Linked DNA regions of Mus musculus: region 1 is linked to region 2. Evidence: chromatin loops called from intact Hi-C (ENCODE). Cell type or tissue: left cerebral cortex. All regions are shown on one strand. Links, peaks and the distances in the headings refer to the core of each region. The heading gives the core; the rest is flanking DNA.

What was found. A loop is a pair of places that touch in the nucleus more often than their neighbours do. Peaks named below come from ENCODE experiments on the same cell type or tissue, not always from the same donor. Only the 100,000 strongest peaks of a DNase experiment are listed, where the experiment ranks them.
Region 1: a loop joins it to region 2, with 2.2 times the contacts of the local background. A loop is called at or near these places in 4 of 42 quality-filtered maps.

The regions. Positions count from the first base shown.
Region 1 is chr9:48,558,593-48,561,506 of GRCm38, reverse strand. It overlaps a transcript of Nnmt not described here. Among named protein-coding and RNA genes, the nearest start is that of Nnmt, 45 kb to the left of the region's middle. In left cerebral cortex, for the core only: a CTCF peak has its summit at 1,497 (motif pointing right); DNase peaks (open chromatin) are centred at 1,520 and 2,678.
Region 2 is chr9:48,494,850-48,497,748 of GRCm38, reverse strand. Rbm7 (RNA binding motif protein 7) reads left to right here and starts at 2,419. Exons shown (of 5, transcript NM_144948.5): 1 at 2,419-2,594. The coding sequence starts at 2,499. Gm5617 (predicted gene 5617) reads right to left here and starts at 2,406. Exons shown (of 1, transcript NM_001004191.3): 1 at 1,774-2,406. The coding sequence starts at 2,181. The coding sequence ends at 1,828. In left cerebral cortex, for the core only: a CTCF peak has its summit at 1,904; a DNase peak (open chromatin) is centred at 2,371; H3K4me3 peaks cover 1,488 bases; H3K27ac peaks cover 1,186 bases.

The sequences.
Region 1 (2,914 bases), core at 329-2,828, 64 kb before region 2:
AACGAAAGCCAACAACAACAACAAAAAAAGATTATGTACCATGGCCAAATGAGATTTATCCCAGTTATGCAAAGCTGCTTCAACATTTATACATCAGTCCATCATATCAACAGGGGAAAGGGGAAAAGAGTCATATCACCATATTAATAGATTCATAGCAAATGGATAATGAGAAAAACTTTTAGCAGATAGGACTAGAGGAAAAGGTCTTTAACTTGATCCTGTCTATAAAAACCCTACAGATTAATATCTTACTTAATGGCGAGAAACTAGCCTTGTTCACACTACAGTGTGAATACCACGTAGGCATCCAAATGTGAAGAAAGCAGTCGTGATACAATTCCTTGGCTCTTTCTAAATGTAACCTGAAGTAGATCTCAGAGCAAATGTAAAACTACAATGCAACACAAGAGGAAGTCTGGGTGACCTTGAATTTGCCTTGACGGAAGTGACATAGAACGCACCGATGACGGGAGCAACCTGTGTGACCACTCCATTCATTTCGAGATCTCACATGGCTCTTTGTTCTTCTCTCTCCAAAGCATGGCAAACTCCATTCTCCTTTCTTGTGTATCCAGGGGCCTGGAAGTCCTGCCTATACCTTCTGCCCAGCAACTGGCCCATGGCTTTCTTTACTGATAAATCAAGAACAGATTGGGGAATAGGACTTTAGCATCAGAGCTGCACCCTACAATGGGGGACCCTTAGAACTCAACAAGAAGAAGCAACCCAATTAAAAATGAGCCAAGGGGCTTAAGCTGTCGATCCTCAAAGAGCACAGATGACAGCAAATAACTAGAAAGGATGCTCCACACTATGTCATTGGGAAATGAAAACTAGAACAGCAGTGAGCAGAGCCCAAATCCAGAACCTAGGACCCCACTGGCATACAAGGTGGATGGATGGCAGTGAGCATTCTCTGTCGGAGCTGGCAGGCATGAGAGGGCCAAGTCATTTACAAGAGAATCAGCAAGCTACAACTACTCTTAGCAGGTGAGTAGTGCCAGCAACTGCACTCTGGCCTTTACCCCATGAGGAAAACGAGTATCCATATAAAATTCTGCACATGGGTGTTTATGGCACTTTTTTTTTTTTATCATTTCCTACACTTGGAAGTAACCAGGGTATTCCTCAGTAGATCACTAGATAAAGACATTTTAGTATTTCTGGGTAATGGGGGAAAACTAAAACATATACTACTGTTTTTGGGTGTAGATTACAGGTAAAGCACTTGCTTAGCACGTTTGAGACCTGGTGTTTAATACACACCCCCAACACACAAACCACACACAACCACACACACACACACAAACACACACACACACACACACACACACACACACACACACACACACACACCATATATAAATTACTAAATTGAAGACACTAATCGGAAAAGGCTATATCCTATATAATTCCAAATATTTATGTTTCTAGAGAAGGTAAAGTATGGTTGCTTTCTCCCTCTGCCTTGGAGATGTCTTTCCCCAAGTGGCCACAAGATGGCTGCCAGTAGCTTTCGGTAATCAGGCACACTTTCACCTACTGAAGATGAAAGGTCCCTAGATTGGTTTGTAAGGAAGAATAAGGACACTCTCTTCCAGAATCCTGAGAAAACATGTTTGTCATCTACATTCGTGGGTCCTGTGCTTTTCCTTCATCAGCCACAAGTAGGAGGGCTGTGCCAGTTGCTCATTTCTAGACCTGAGTGTGGAGTCAGCCTTCATGAAGACTTCCCTCTGTCTCACAAATCTCAGAGGCCAGAGAGATGGCTCAGCAGGTGAAGAATGGTCCCACCAAGGCTGATGGCCTGGATTTAATCCCTGAGACATACATTGTCCTCTGACCTCCATATGCTTGCTGTGGCCCATGTGTCTTCCCATCACCTAGCCCCAAATAAATAAATGTCTCTTTCTATAATTAAAGAAACTGTCCAAGAAAAGTATCCCCAGTTTCTTTCTGTTTTGCATGGTCCACTCCCCTCACCACCTGCCAAGAAACGTATGTAGCAGATGTGCAGCTCAGTCTTCATATGGTCTTCCTGTGCGTCCCCCAACAACTGGAGAGTAGCGGGGGATTGTCCCTAAATCTGTTGCCTATCTGTGGAATCATGTCCTCTAACTGAGCAGCCTTGTCTGGGCTCAATGGGAGAGGATGCGTCTAGTCCCGCAGAAACTTGATGTGCCAGAGTGGGGTGATACCCAGGAGGAGCCTCCCCCTTCTCAGGGGAGGAGGGAAGGGGTTGGGGGACTGTGCGAGGTGGGGACCAAGAGGAGGGGGGCTGCGATCGTGATGTAAAATAAATAATTAAGTAATTAAATAAAGTAAAACATCCCTGTTAAAATTTATAGTATGAAATCTAAAGGTGGCAATATTTTCTAATCCAGAGAGCTCCCAAATAATTGGGTCAGAGGCCAATTTATAGTATGAAATTTAAAGGTCGCAATATTTTCTAATCCAGATAGTTCCCAAATAATTGGGTCAGAGGCCTATTGATTTATAAACAATAATAACAACAAAAAAGTCCCACTGTGTGAGGGAGGGAAGGACAGTCATTGTAATCAGGATGCTGAATTGAGGAACTGGGTGTCTCGTGTTCAGATCAGCACACTTCCTCTGGAGAGAATCACTTCCTCTTTTCCTTTCTCTGACCTTACAGGACGAGACTTAGAGGTAAAGAGGCAAAAGTGTAGGGGAAGTCCAACCCTGTCTAGTTCTGGAGATGTGCTTATTGTCTGCTTGCCTCTAGGAGCTGACAGGTGCACCTCCTGTGAAGGACCAGTGCGCATGCGTAGAGTTCCTATGTCTTTTTCTTCCTCTGTCAAAAGTAAGCCATCTGATTAAGGCTGCCTACTGATGATGTGCTTTGGTCTCTCCAAATGGCAACTCCAGCTAAAAAGAACTTATGTCTTGG
Region 2 (2,899 bases), core at 400-2,899:
CATGTGAGCAAAGCCACCTATCTACCTTGTACACTACTTAATTCTAAGTGCCTGATCCAGGCAACAGCAAGCACAGAATTCAATCAGCTCACCCTACTGAGCAACACCCTCTAGCACAATGCCACACTCAATTAAAAGTAGCTAATATTGCCAGTATCTTCCCTTTGTCACAATTTCCAGTCTTCTATATGTCCACTACATTTTCCTCTGCAGATGTGGTTCTAAAAATCCCAGTGCAGCATGTGGCAGTCTGCTTTATCTCATTTTAAGTAAGTCCAAGGAGACAAGGGTCTGAAAACAAAACAAAAATCCACAAACTTCCTCCCAATACCACTTAGGGGAATACATGGTTAAGGGAAAATAGCATAGGAATGATCAGCCACTTAAGAGAACCAGAACACAGTTAACATGGGAAGCCATCTTTACCGCTTAATAAAGAGTGGCATTACTCTCCCTAATAAGGTCTAGTGTGGCTGTTACCTATTAGCTTCTCCATCCAGAATGCACTTCTGGCTCTTGATGTATGAAGTTCACCTGCTGTTGGGTACACACCTATCACTGGGGACCCTTACGCAGGATTTCCAGTTCTAGAGCAACCTGGGCAACACAGCAAGGGCATTTCAGTATAAAATCATTCTAAGATTGATAAAAACAAAAGATACCAAGTGATCACAGTGAGCAGAAAACAAATGTCAAGTGACAGTGATTGACTTAGGTCCCACCAGCATATTTTGTGACAGTAGATTCACACTAATAAAGTTGGGAGTTGATTAAATAATATGGCCCATGCAAATGTTCATTTGAAGTCTTTGGAAAAGTATGCTGTACATTTGGCTTAACTTGGAAAAGTACTTGTTTTTAGTATGTTTAAGATTGGAGTCTGGGGGCTGGTGAGATGGCTCAGTGAGTAAGAGCACTGACTGCTCTTCTGAAGGTCCTAAGTTCAATTCCCAGCAACCACATGGTGGCTCACAACCATCTGTAATAGGATCTGGTGCCCTCTTCTGGTGTGTCTGAAGTCAGCTACTGTGTACTCACATATAATAAATAAATCTTTAAAAAAAAAAAAAAATTGGAGTCTGACCAGACCTGGTGGAGCATGCCTTTAATCCCAGCACTTGGGAGGCAGAGGCAGTCATGTCTGTCAACTTCAAGATAGTCAGAGGTACAAAATGAGACACTCCACCCCCAAAGATTGGGAGTCTATAGATATTTCTAAAACAAAACAAAACAAAACAGAAGGGGGGTGTAGTTAGGTGGTGGGGAATGGCAATGTGATAAAGGACATTTTTCCTCAACATGAATTCAAGGGTAGTCACGGGTAGAGAGGCTTAAATTAGAAGCCCCAGAGAATCAGGGAGGATTGTAGAACTCAGACACAGCTGGATTCCATACTGAGCAGCTTACTCAAGCCTGGTGTATGGCTCGCGCCTGTAAACACCAGCACCTGGGAGGCCCAGGCAAGGGGGAGTTCAAGACCATCCTTAATACACGGCAAGTCTGCACTATAAGACTCTACATCATTCACAACTAGTCACCTAGCTTTGTGACTACTTAAGAAAAGCCCTCCTGGCCTCTTCTTGGCCCCACATGGATGGATATTAAGCCCCTCGACTATGTAACAAACGGCTAGCCTGTAACTCAGAGCCTGCTTTCCGAGTCTTGAGATTAAAAATGTGTGTCACTATGCCCGGCTAAACTTTTCTTTGGTAGCCTATATTAACCGCCCACATCGGTGAAAATGCGTAAGAATAAAACTGCCGTCACACCAAGACATGATTTTTGGAGAGGCCTTGTTTGTAAGCTAAGTGAGGGGAGGCATTCGTTCTACGCTGAGATTCGGGTTGCGAGAGCAGTTCCCAGTGCAACCAGACGCTGCTGCAGCACACTTCTTAAGAGGTCGAGCTTGACGCCTGGGATCGGGTAAGGCGAGAATCTGCCTTGGCGGCTTCGGCTCCGGCTGCGGCCACCGACAGGGACTCGACGTCTGTCGGCCCGAACGCTGGGTCGCGCTGGTGGCCGAGGTCCCGGCTGATTCGGATCCAGCCTAGTAACCAGGAAGCTATCTCCGGAGACCATTGCCCAAGCCATGGCCGACGGGTTGAGATCTCCTTGGGAGGATCGGTGGGCCATCCTGTTGGCTTGATCGCCGGCGGACAGCGACACCGAGTTCTGGGCCATCTTCAAACACCGCCTGCAGTGTTTGCTAGACGTATGTCGATCAAACTGGGCCCTCGGCGGCGCCGCAGGTCACTCCAGCCCGCGTCAGACGCAACCGTTACCAACCCCAGTAGCCATTTTTCACGCAACGGCGGAAGGAGCAGCCGCCGGAAACGGGCGCTTGTCCCGCGCGCGTGCGTAGCTCGTCTGCGCTCGCGCACGGCGGGCCTTTACGTCGTGACGTCTGAACGGGAGGACGTGAGTGTTTCTGAGGGTGCGCAGTAGGGTCGGTCGGCCCTGAGCAGGCAGCCTAGGCCTGGGACTGGAACAGCGCGGAGATGGGGGCGGCGGCCGCAGAGGCCGACCGCACTCTGTTCGTGGGTAACCTGGAGACGAAGGTGACAGAGGAGCTCCTCTTCGAGCTGTTCCACCAGGTAAGGGGCGGGCACGGTCCTAGGGCGGCTGTGGCATTCACAGGCCGGGCCAAGGAGCGGAGCGCGCCGAGCCGGAATTCCGCGGCGTTCGGGCCGAAAGTGACGTCGGATGATGGGGACATCTGCGTCTCCACCTTGGAAAAGTCCAGGGATCCGAGGTGGAACCTCAGTACTTGCTTTCCTCTTTCCTGTGTACCGTGCCTTCCCATTTGAGTTCATTGGCCTTTGCCGCATCGTGCAGGATGTGTTTCCGAGTCTATCCGCTTAACTTCCGTGTGAAATTGCAGACGTTAAAGTGTTTTAAA